Regions from separate parts of the Homo sapiens genome. Here all the other regions are linked to region 1. The links are chromatin contacts, found by Hi-C or POLR2A ChIA-PET in ENCODE. All regions are on one chromosome and are shown on one strand. Each heading gives the region's core, a stretch centred on a gene start or an enhancer-like site at or near the end of the contact. The rest is flanking DNA. Distances are from core to core; before and after follow the strand shown. Region 1 holds the start of ZNF764 (zinc finger protein 764). Region 2 holds the start of ALDOA (aldolase, fructose-bisphosphate A). Region 3 holds the start of CORO1A (coronin 1A). Region 4 overlaps LOC124903679 (a long non-coding RNA gene).

Region 1 (2,802 bases), core at 149-2,648:
TCCTGTCCTGTTCTAATTACCAGTGCCTGCAGCACCCAGTCACATATCCCCTGCTTGTTCAATGGATCACGACCCTCTCACGGGGACCCCCTTAGAGTTGTGAGCCCTTAAAAGGGACAGGGATTGCTCACTCGGGGAGTCGGTTTTTGAGATGTGAGTCTTGCCGATGCTCCCAGCCGAATAAAACCCTTCCTTCAACTCGGTGTCTGAGGGGTTTTGTCTGTGGCTTGTCCTGCTACAACAGGACATGTATGAAGTCACGTGGAGCACAGAATAGACCATCAGAAAGTGAGAGAGAGGTCTGGGGGAGAGTTGGTGACATTTACTAGATAAAGACCCTAGGGGAAGCAGATTGGGGCAAGAAAGGGATGAGTTGGATTTGAGTAGAGGAGCCTTGGGCCATCTGTCCAGGGGCAGGATGTGAGGGGAGGTGAGAGCCCGGCTGCAGCTACAGGGAGACTGGCAATTGGGAGGCGTCCTGAGCAGCACATGGGAGAAGCTCCTAGAAGAGAGGACCCTCTGACTTTCTCAACCTTACCCTACTCTCCCCACTGCCTCCGCCATCTAGAAACTTCCAGAATTTCAGGCCCCAACAAGCCTACGATGGAGGAGGTTCTCCTGTATCCACTCCTTTTTCTTTCTTTCTTTCTTTTTTATTTTTGAGACAGAGTTTCGCTCTGTCGCCCAGGCTGGAGTGCGGTGAGGCAATCTCGGCTCACTGCAAACTCCGCCTCGCGCGTTCAAGCGATACTCCTGCCTCAGCCTCCCCAGTAGCTGGGATTACAGGTGCACGCCACCACACCTGGCTGTTTTTTTGTGTGTTTTTAGTGGAGACGGGGTTTCACCATGTTGGTGAGGCTGGTCTCGAACTTCTGACCTCAGTTGTTCCGCTGGCCTCGGCCTCCCAAACTGCTGATTACAAGCGTGAGCCACTGCGCCACGCCCACTCCATTGGTTTTTTTACACTCAACATTGGGAAGAGACTGCTGTTGCCCTGTTTCTGAGATAACAAGGACAAAACGAGAGAGTGATGAGCTGGAGCCCGATTATAAAACGGTCCACAAACGAAAACTAATGCCTGAGTTCAGTAAGGCCGGGAGGCCAGCTCACTCCCGCGAGGCGCTCTTTTGTTCGTGCAAACCGGGGCGGAGCTCTCTGCTGCACCGCCTCGCCGGGCCGGGGCGGAGCTCTCTGCTGCACCGCCTCGCCGGGCCGGGGACTAAACATGCGCGGCTAGTTTTCAAGGCCGGCCTCTGTATTAGTCACCGCGGCCATTTTGGATGAGGGTACGGAGAGAACGCGGACTGGAGATACCGGGGGCGTTGTCTTGGGCACGACTGCGTAGGGGCAAAGGTCGAGTACCCGCGCCGCCGCCATTTTTTATGAGGGCATATTCCATTTCTGATTATACACCCGCTGCCATCGGCACCGTTAGTTTCCACGCCCTCTAGTGCGCCCTCGGGGGCCCTAGTAACCTCCCTCCTTCCCTTGGGCCCGGGCCGGGGAGGCTTTCTCGGGCGCAGGAGGTTCCGCAGGCCCAGGCCAGGCCAGGGGAGGCAGCCGATCCGTCGTCGGGGTTGACAGTTACCATGGCGCCGCCTCTGGCCCCGCTCCCTCCCCGGGACCCAAACGGGGCCGGACCCGAGTGGAGGGAGCCGGGGGCTGTGAGCTTCGCGGACGTGGCCGTGTACTTCTGCCGGGAGGAGTGGGGCTGCTTGCGGCCAGCGCAGAGGGCCCTGTACCGGGACGTGATGCGGGAGACCTACGGCCACCTGAGCGCTCTCGGTGAGAGCCCCACCTGCTCGCCTGAGCCCTGCGCCCCCACAGGCCCTGCCGCGCCTCTGGGAGCTGCGCGTGAAGTTGGGGGCCCCGGGGCCGGGCAGGTGGCCTCCCCGCAGCGTGGGGTTTGCGTTCTTCTTCCCTAGGAATCGGAGGCAACAAGCCAGCTCTCATCTCCTGGGTGGAGGAGGAGGCCGAACTGTGGGGTCCGGCTGCCCAGGATCCGGAGGTGGCGAAATGTCAGACACAAACGGACCCAGGTGGAGTATCGGGTGCTCAGTCCCATGGGGACTTCTCTGTTCCTGTCCCATCCCGGTACCCTCTGCCACCTCCAGCTACCTGCTTAGCAGTTTCCTCTCTGAACTGCCTTCTCAACTGCGACGACGAGGCTGAGCCCCTGCGTGGCTCCCAGATGCAGCCTAGAAAGGAGCTGTGATGGGGGCTCTGGCCCTGCCATACCCGCCTCTGAGTCCTCACCTCTGCGTGGTCACTACACTCTGGGGGCTTTTTTTGGTGTTTTTGTTTTAGAGACAGGGTCTCGCTTTGTTGTCTAGGCTGAGTGCAGTGGCGGCATCATAGCTCACTGTAGCCTGGAACTCCCGGGCTTAAGCAGTCCTTCCACCTGGGCCTCCAGAGTAGCTAAGACTGTACAGGTGCTCGCCACGAAGCCTGGGTAATTTTTTTTTTTAGACAGAGTTTTACTCCGTTGCCCAGGCTGGAGTGCAGTGGTGCCATCTCAGTTCACTGCAACCTCCCACTCCCAGGTTCAAGTAATTCTCCTGTATCAACCTCCCAAGTAGCTGGGATTACAGGCGCCCGCCACCAAGCCTGCTTAATTTTTTTTTTTTTTTTTGAGACAGAGTCTTCCTCTGTCGCGCAGGCTGGAGTGCAGTGGCGCCATCTCGGCTCAGTGCAAGCTCCGCCTCCCTGGTTGACGCCATTCTCCCGCCTCAGCCTCCCCAGTAGCTGGGACTACAGGCGCCCGCCACCACGCCCGGCTAATTTTGTTTTTGTGTTTTTAGT
Region 2 (2,802 bases), core at 113-2,612, 490 kb after region 1:
CCACACCCAGCAGGCCCTGGGGCACTTCTGGTCCCCAGCTCTCTCTTACGCCCAACTTCCCTTTGCTAGGCCTGCCCCTGTACCTTTCCTAACTCTGTCTGGTGCTGGGTGTTGCCCAGCTGAGGGTGGAGTTGCCCACTGGCAACTGGGGGAAAGGAAAAGGCCATAGCCATGGACAGGTGGGTCATGTTGAAGCTGGACCCTTCTGGCTTGCGCCTTGCCATGGGGTCACCTTGCCTGAAAACAAAACCGAACCGGAGTATTTTAGAATGTAAAGATCGTGAATCAAGCAGAGGGCCCAACACCCTCGTGGGAAAGGGCCCAGATATGGGAAAGGTCTGTGCTTCAAGCCACACAGCAACCCCGGAGCCAGATCTGAGATTAGAACCCAGCTCTTCTGACTGCCACTGGGGTGTTCCTTCCAATCCCCTCAAGATCCCAGGGCTGGCCCGGGCTCCAAGGCTTCAAGGACATCCCAAGGTCAGGCTTTTCCCCACAAGGGAGGGGGCGGGTGGTAGGAAAGGGGCATTAGGAAAAATATAAGAGAGCAAGGAGAAGCCCAGGAAAGGGCGGCGGAACAAGCCCTAGCCCGAGGCGAGGAAAGCGGTAAGCTTTGCCATCGTCACTGTTCCTACGGGGCAAGAACGTGGAGGAGCAAGCGCCTTCCCCTGAAAAATGCTCCCGTCGCTTCGCATGGCTGCAGCTGTTCCGGGCTCAGAATCAAGGTCGCCCGATAAGGAGAGACAGGGAAAGTGTTAAGGGGGCATCAAGCACCGCGGAGGGGTTTCCCTCCTCGCGAAGGGCGCCCCGTTTCCCAGGACAGAAACCAAGCTCCCACTTGCGAGAACCCTGGGGCTGTACATGGGCCGGCCCCCACCCCTCACTGCCTCTTAGGATCCCCGCCAGGGCTAAGGGGCCCTAATCCTTTGCCACAGGGGTCCCTGCAAGAAAAGGGGGAGAATGGTCCTTCATCTCGTCCGGCTTCCTCCCCCGCCATGACTCAGCGCGCGCAGCCGCTGCATTGCGCAGTTAGAGGACCTCAGGCTGGAGGGGCCGGGGAGCCTGTGTGTGCCTGGTAGTGGGGAGACGCTGGCATGGGATGGGGGAGGCCTCCACGCGGACGCCCAACCCGCCACTGCCCCCAAGATCCCTCTCCACGGTCCCTGGTCCCCGCACGTGAAGAGGGGCGCTCACCTGGCACAGGAGAGGGGCGGGTGTGCAGGGTGCGGCGGCAGAGGGCGGCGGGCTGGCGAGTGGATTCAAGGAGAGAACGCGGGACTCGTCACCAGGACCCCTTCTGCGGCGCGTTCCGAGAGGAACGCAGCCGATTTAGCCTCGGAAGGGGCGGCGCAGGAGGCGGGCAGGCGGAAGGCGGCGCCCGGCCTTTTAAAGGCACCACTCCGCCCTCCGCCGAGCTTTTTCCTTTACGAGGAGCGGGCGGCGTCCAATGGCAGGCGACGGACTGGGCTACGGGCCGCCCCCGAGAGGCGCAGCCCAGAGGCCGCGCTAGGAAGGGGCGGGCGCCGAGAACACGATCCCTCCCCACCCCCCTCGGACGTGACTCGGACCACATCCCGCGGGTCGCTAGGGCCCTCCCTTCTGCTCCTTTCCCCCAGCCTGGCGCGCTCTGGGGCGCCGTGACTCAGCCAGAATGTTGGCAATGGGGGAGGGCGGAACGGGGAAGTGGAGGACGCGGATGGAAAAGTCGGAAACGAAGGAAGCTGAGTTTCGCCTCCCAGGCCCAGCGCGCGCGGCCCGGGGCCGCCCCAGCTTCCGGTCTTCGCGGCTGCAGCGCGTGTCACCATAGGGGCCACATCGCGCAGTCGTGCGTTAGCCTGCCTCGCCCGCGGGCTGAATCGGCGCGGAGCCGACACCCTGTCACTGGCCCAGGCGTAAGGGAGGCGGAGGAAAGGGCATCGAGAGGACACGCAGGGAGCGCGAGAAGGCGGCGGAACTAGCGGCGCGCGGAGGCGAGACCTCCCCATCCGAGTTCCAGGCTGGCAGGCCGGGCTGGGTCGCGCATGCGTGCGCGCTCTCCGCCGGGCCGCCGCAGCCAGGCTGGTAGTCCTCTGCGCCACAGAAAACCAGAATGCGCGGCTATGCACCGGCCGCTGCTCGGCCTCTGGCATGCGGGGTCACAGTTCCTGCCAAACGTCTTCCTTGAGCCTGACTTCCTTCTCCAAAAGAAAATCCGTCCCCGAACTGATCTGCCTCCCAGATGCTGAGCCCCCTGCTCCTATCGTCCAAATCTCCCCTCCTCACCTGGACCCCATCTGGACCCTGTTGGCCCAACCCCAACCCCATCCCCACCCCGGCCCGGTCCTGCAAGGGGCCCACCTGCGGCGAGGCCGAAGGAGCCGGCAGAGCCTGGTCAGCAGCGAGTGAGCTAGGGGTTCCCGGGCTGGTTATAAGGCAGCTCCTGCCCGCCCCACATGTGTCCCCGATCTTCTCTAATGACCCCTGCCCTTTTCCCGCCACGGATCCTCTGGCAGGGACCTATATTTAGGGAAACCTGAAGCCCCTGACATTCACACTATCGTGGGGCCCGGCATGGGGGAAGGGGGAGGAAGACTTGGGTCGGCCCTATTGATGGGGAGGGAGCCCCTGCCCACTCACCGGTGCTTCAGAGGAAATTCTTCCTTGGAAATCCAGACGGAGGCCCTTGGTTGTCAAGAGAAATAAATCTTTGGCCAGGGACCTGTGGGAAGGAAAGGGGTGAGGGGACTCGGATCACGTGGCCTCCCTGCCACCCTCCCTGGCTCCTTCTCTAATCTCCCTCCTCCCTTGACTCCCTGCGGTGAT
Region 3 (2,802 bases), core at 134-2,633, 370 kb after region 1:
GCCACCCTCTCAATCTGTACCCTCAGCCTCTGCAACAGAGCCTGGCGTGGTGTTGCCCCACTGCATGTTTGTTGACTGACTGGCTGATGGATGCAGAGCCCGTCCTTCCTAATGGTTCAGACTCAGGCGTCATCAGCCCAGATGGCTCCGAGGGTGGGTTCTCTCTTAGTTACCGTGTCCAGAGCCCACCTCCCTCACACCCACACAGCGCTTCCTAAAGGCAGGGACAGGAGCTGGCCTCCCTCGCCTGCTGGCATGGGGCTGGACACAGGAGGAAGTGGCGTGGGGGCTGCCTGAGGGGAGTGAGGCGGCAGGATAGCTTCCCCAGCAGGTCTCTGGCTCAGGTCCAGGTATCTCCTCCTCCCCATACCTCTGCCTCTCGCCTCCGCTCAGAAAAGCAGGTGCCCTTAAGAGCCATCTCCACCCCCATGTAAACTGCACACAGGAAGGGAGAGGCCACTCCGACTGCTCTGAGGTCCAGGTAGGATGGTTTCCCCCAGTGTCTGGGTGGGGAGCAAGGAACTCCAGGGGCGACCTTGTGCCACCGCATCACCTTCCTGCTCAGGGAAGGGGCCTGTGCTGCCGCTTGGAGGGTGCCATGCCCAGAGCCTCTGCCCCTAGCCTCAGCCTCGCCTACTCACTGGGGGCTCCAGCACCCCCGGCCACCCCAGGACTCCCGAAGAGGCTGCTAGGTCGGCCTGCCCAAAGAGCGGTGAGGAGCGTATGTGAAGAGCCCCAGTCTTGAGGAGCAGCCTGTATCTGGAGAGAGGGGAGCCCCGGACCAGAGGTGGGGGACAGGAAGCCATCGCCCCACCCTGCCTCCTCCCCCACCACAGGTACCAGGCCCGGAAACCACGGAAAGGGGAACTTGGTCTTTTCTTGTTTTGCTCTCAACCCCTTCCTGTCTCCAAGCCCAGGGCAGCTGCCCCGCTCACCCCACCCTGCCCTCGTCCCCACCCTCCCCGAGACTCAATTCCGTGGGGAGTCGGGCCCTCGACACTGTGCTGACCCCCGGCCACCCACCTCCATCTTGGCCGCGGTGGTCCCTAGCCCTCGCCTCCGCAGAGCGCTCTGGGGCCCCGGCGGCCCCCACTCCAAGCAGCGTCCCCCCACGGGCTGCTGCGCCCGCTACCTGGCCCCGGCGCTGGCTGGGTCGCGGTGACAGCCGCGCGCCCCCGCAGCCCGCGGCTCCCACGCGCGCGCCGCCCCACAGGTGGCCCTCGCCCCGGCCCACCCGCGCCTCCCAGGCCCAGCCTCACCTGCTGCCGAGAGAGGACAGTGATCCCCCAAAAGCCGGAGGTGGAGGAGGAGGAGGAAGAGGAGGAAGGAGCTGGAGGAGCCGGGGACTCGCCCGCTGAAGATGCTCTTGTCAAGACAATGAATGAGAAGCAGCCGTGCGCCCGCCTCCGGGGTGGCCGCGCCCCTTGGGGCGGAGCTCTTCCAGGCCCGCCCTGCGCTCCCGGGCTCCCGCTGCGGCCGCCTCTCTCCCCGGCCCCTGCCCGTGCACCACGTTGGTCCCCAACCATAGCGCAGGCTGCCATCCCGGCTCCGGGAAGCGAATCTAAACTTCTTTTTAAAATGTCAAAACGCAAGAGCACCCCATTGCTTCTTTCCTCCCTGCGTCCGCCCCCAGCCTCCTCGCCAGCCTTTCCCTGGCAGGCACGAAAGCGCCCCAGGCCCGCCCGCCAGGCCTCGGTGCCCGCCCCGGCCCGGCTGCGCCGCCCCTTCCTCCCGGCCCCGCAGACGCGAGCGCAGGGGGCGCGGGGGGCGCGGGGGGCGCGAGGGGCGCGGGGGGCGCGGGCGAGGAGGAGCCCCGAGCGCGCTCCTGGACCCCCGGGACCTGGCTCTTGCCTGGCTCTGAGATCTAAGCATGGGTGGCCCCGGGAGTCGCTTCTCCTCCCTGGATCTCCTGGCTTCATCGGGAACACCCCTGCCCTCCTGCTGAAATAATCCGGCATCACGGGCACCTACTTCGTGCCAGGGGCTACAGGGTCGAGCAAGGCAGGCAAGCCAGGCAGGTTTCCGCCCCTGAAGAGCCCAGCCTGGGGGAAGGAGGAGGAGCCCACGGCCGCTCCAAGCCCTGGCTTTGGCGAAGGCTCGAGGGCAAGGAGGAATAGTTCCCACCCTTGGATTCAGAGAGGCTTCTGGAGGCAGCAACAGCGGGCAGGAAAGGCCTGCTCTAGAGTCAGACTATGTCATGAGTGCGACCGCAGCCTGTCACCTGCTGAGTGAGGTGTGGCCGCTACTTAGCCTTTCTCAGCCTCGGTTTCTCCCTCTGTAACAGTCATACCTGCCACGTAAGAGGTATGGGGATGATTACCTAAAATAACCCAAGGAAGTCAGTAAGGACCTCATCTAGAAAGTGGCGGGTGCTTAATAAACGTTAGCTCTCAGCCATGCGTAGTGACTCACGCCTGTAATCCCAGCACTTTGGGAGGCCAAGGCTGGCGGATCACCTGAGGTCAGGAGTTCGAGACCAGCCTGGCCAACATGGTAAAACCGCATCTCTACTAAAAATACAAAAATTAGCGTGGTGTAGTGATGCACCCCTGTAATCCCAGCTACTGAGGAGGCTAAGGCATGAGAATAGCTTGAACCCTGGAGGCAGAGGCTGCAGTGAGCCAAGATTGAGCCACTGTTATCACCCAGTCTTCTCTGGGTGAAAGAGCAAGACCGTCTCATTTTAAAAAAAGTTAGCTCTCATCATTCTTGTTTAAAAAGTATCTGGGCTGGGCCTGAAAGGATTAGGAAGAGCCAACAGGCAAGGCTAGAGGGGTGACCTGTAGGCTGAGGGACAGCCCT
Region 4 (2,802 bases), core at 186-2,685, 260 kb before region 1:
CATGGTGTCTCATGCCGGTAATCCCAGCACTTTGGGAGGCTGAGGCAGGCAGATCACTTGAGCTCAGGAGTTTGAAACCAGCCTGGGCAATGTGGCAAAACCCCATCTCTAAAACACAAGCAAACAAACAAAAATTAGCCAAGCGTGGGCCAGGCGTGGTGGCTCATGCTTGTAATCCCAGCACTTTGAGAGGCCGAGGCAGGCGGATCACCTGAGGTGAGTTTGAGACCAGCCTGGCCAACATGGCGAAAACCTATCTCTACTAAAAACACAAAAATTAGGCCAGGTGTGGTGGCTCACACCTGTAATCCCAGCACTTTGGGAGGCCAAGGCGGGCGGATCACCTGAGGTCAAGAGTTCGAGACCAGACTGACCAACATGGAGAAACCCCGTCTCTACTAAAAATACAAAAATTAGCTGGTGTGATGGCACATGCCTGTAATCCCAGCTACTCGGGAGGCTGAGGCAGAAGAATCGCTTGAACCCAGGAGGCGGAGGTTGTGGTGAGTTGAAATCGCGCCACTGCACTCCAGCCTGGGCAACAAGAGCAAAATTCCATCTCAAAACAAAAAAAGAAGTGTAACTAACAACATCAGGTGGTGGGACTCGGACATTTTTGGACCCCCCATACCTTCACCCACACCTCGGAGAGCAGATGTTTTGAATTGGAAACATCGAATTTTCAGTCCACCTAGAGTAAGCCCTTTGTCGGCTCAGCTTCTTGAACGTATGCATTTCATGCTCACCACATCCAAACTGTAAGGCTCCATCCAACCAACCAACCAAAATCCCTGTCCTGGACGGGAGCGGTGGCTCCCGCCGGTAATCCCAGCACTTTGGGAGGCCGAGGCGGGCGGATCACTTTAGACCATCTTGGCCAGCATGATGAAACCCCATATCTACTACAAATGCAAAATTTAGCTGGGTGTGGCGGTGCACACCTGTACAGCTACTTGGGAGGCTGAGTTGGGAGAATCGCTTGAACCCGGGAGGCAGAGGCTTCAGTGAGCAGATCATACTACACTGCAGCGTGGGTGATTAAGTCAGACTCTGTGAAAAGAAAGAAAAAGAAAGGAAAGAAAGAAAGGGAAGGAGGGAAGGAGGGAGGGAAGGAAGGAAGGAAAAAACCTCCCTGTCCTTTTGGCCCTGAAGGGACCTTCGCTTTCCAAAGGGCTATGGCAAGAAGGGTGGGTCGCAGCCACGTCACCGGCGGGAGGGTCGGCAAGGACGGTTGCTAGGTCGCCGCACAGCTTCCGCCGCGGAGAGAACCAAAGGACTGGGAGGAGAAGTGAACGCCCGCCCCATCCACGGTGCGGCCTGGGATTGGCTCACCGTTGTAAAGCCATGCCCCCAACCCGGGCAGCGCCGCGGCCACCCGCCCGGTTCCGAAACGGACCAGCAGGGGGCGGCCTGCACGTCCTGGCCGTGGCTCCTGCCCGTGGAGGCGACCCCAGCGGCCCAGACAACTAAGACCCGTGTTGCGTAATCTCCCCGGCCCCGCCCAGGGAGAGGTGCCTCTGCCCCCGGGGACCCTGGCGAACGCACGTTCCCCTGTTGATCATTCAGGCTGCACTGTGGACCCGGAAGTCTGGGTCCAGATCCAGCGAATTCGGAGAATCCTCAGCGGCCCCTCGTCTAAGCCGCAGCAAAAAAAGGGATTGGACTCACTGGACCACCTCCAAGGAGCCTGTCCAGTCTGACAGGCCCTATTTCTCATGGAAGACCCTGGGCTTCTCTGGCCTGAAGTTGAGAGCTGGCCCTGGCTCTGGCATTCCCTCTCTGAGTGGCCTTGGGCAAGTTATAGCCTATTTCTGAGCTTGTTTCCTCATCCTATTGTTAAGTCCTATGAGGGTTAGATGTCCTCAAAGGTCCCTTCCAGTTCTTAGCCATGAAACAGACTTGATAACATGTGGAAATCTCTGACATGTTAAATCTCTGACACGTAAATCTCTGACATGTTATGCTATTTAGCCACCTTCACCTTCTTTTCTTTTTTTTTGAGACTGAGTCTCGCTCTGTCGCCCAGGGTGGATTGCAGTGGTGCGATCTCAGCTCACTGCAACCTCCACCTCATGGGTTCAAGCGATTCTCCTGCCTCAGCCTCCTGAGTAGCTGGAATTATAGGCATGCACCACCACATCCAGCTAATTTTTGTATTTTTAGTAGAGACGGTGTTTCACCGCGTTGGTCAGGCTGGTCTTGAACTCCTGACTTCAGGTATCCACCCACCTCGGCCTCCCAAAGTGCTGGGATTACAGGCATGAGCCACTGTGCCTGGCCCTCTTTTCTTTTTTTTTTAATACAGGGTCTCACTCTGTCGCCCAGGCTGGAGTGCAGTGGCACAATCCTAGTTGGCTGCAGCCTCCAACTCCTGGGCTCAAGCAATCCTCCCGCCTCAGCCTCCCAAGTAGCTGGAACCACAGGCACACACCACAATGCCCGGCTTTTTTTTTTGGAGAGACGGGGTCTCACTATGGTGCCCAGCCCCACCTTCACTTTCTGTACACAAAAATTCTAGAAAAGGAGGGGAAAGGCTGGGTTGGCACCTAAAAATAAAATAGGGACTGTCAACAGATCCCTGAAAGAGTGCCTGCCTGCACTAAGGGGATGATGCTGGAGAGGATAATGGAATGTCCATTGTACTCTAACCCCCTCATTTTGCAGATGAGGAAACTTTGACAGCAGCTAAGTCACATTAGGAGGAAAAACCCAGGTTTTCTGATTTCATAATCAGTTCCTTTACAAAGTGTTAGGAAATAGAAGGCATAAATATGTTAAAACAGAGAAAGAAAATTATCCACA

What was found. A loop is a pair of places that touch in the nucleus more often than their neighbours do. ChIA-PET counts read pairs that join two places held with the same protein, here RNA polymerase II (POLR2A). Pooled maps may share reads with other maps.
Region 2: a loop to region 1 is called in a pooled map, with 6 times the contacts of the local background. The contact joins the promoter of ALDOA here to the promoter of ZNF764 in region 1. A Hi-C loop is called at or near these places in 9 of 50 pooled maps. POLR2A ChIA-PET finds 5 or more read pairs at or near these places in 8 of 52 experiments (CD4-positive, alpha-beta T cell, HEK293T, MCF 10A and 5 more).
Region 3: a pooled map shows a loop between it and region 1 (7-fold over the local background). The contact joins the promoter of CORO1A here to the promoter of ZNF764 in region 1. A Hi-C loop is called at or near these places in 6 of 50 pooled maps. POLR2A ChIA-PET finds 5 or more read pairs at or near these places in 3 of 52 experiments (activated CD4-positive, alpha-beta T cell, activated T-cell and activated naive CD4-positive, alpha-beta T cell).
Region 4: a loop to region 1 is called in a pooled map, with 13 times the contacts of the local background. The contact joins the enhancer-like site here to the promoter of ZNF764 in region 1. A Hi-C loop is called at or near these places in 7 of 50 pooled maps. POLR2A ChIA-PET finds 5 or more read pairs at or near these places in 2 of 52 experiments (OCI-LY7 and activated T-cell).

What each region holds. Positions count from the first base shown.
Region 1 is chr16:30,556,970-30,559,771 of GRCh38, reverse strand. It overlaps ZNF764 (zinc finger protein 764), which reads left to right and starts at 1,398. Exons shown (of 3, transcript NM_001172679.2): 1 at 1,398-1,785; 2 at 1,926-2,039. The coding sequence starts at 1,590. RefSeq lists enhancers at 1,269-1,408, 1,949-2,510.
Region 2 is chr16:30,064,320-30,067,121 of GRCh38, reverse strand. ALDOA (aldolase, fructose-bisphosphate A) reads right to left here and starts at 1,362. Exons shown (of 10, transcript NM_001243177.4): 1 at 1,195-1,362; 2 at 84-237. The coding sequence starts at 224. It overlaps LOC112694756 (uncharaterized LOC112694756), which reads right to left. Exons shown (of 14, transcript NM_001365304.2): 6 at 2,617-2,698. RefSeq lists silencers at 1,045-1,224, 1,265-1,534 and an enhancer at 1,531-2,311.
Region 3 is chr16:30,182,183-30,184,984 of GRCh38, reverse strand. It overlaps CORO1A (coronin 1A), which reads right to left and starts at 1,383. Exons shown (of 11, transcript NM_007074.4): 1 at 1,260-1,383. CORO1A-AS1 (CORO1A antisense RNA 1) reads left to right here and starts at 197. Exons shown (of 2, transcript NR_186359.1): 1 at 197-481; 2 at 1,214-1,592. RefSeq lists enhancers at 1-19, 20-561, 562-1,102, 2,521-2,630 and silencers at 951-1,060, 1,091-1,550, 1,691-1,800.
Region 4 is chr16:30,813,049-30,815,850 of GRCh38, reverse strand. The region is part of intron 1 of LOC124903679 (a long non-coding RNA gene); the gene reads right to left. Among named protein-coding and RNA genes, the nearest start is that of ZNF629, 27 kb to the right of the region's middle. RefSeq lists a silencer at 1,227-1,556 and enhancers at 1,577-1,726, 1,597-2,151, 2,152-2,707. Within about 2 kb of position 1,435, at least 30 of the 41 ENCODE cell types and tissues checked have a DNase peak (open chromatin) inside an H3K27ac peak, as active enhancers do.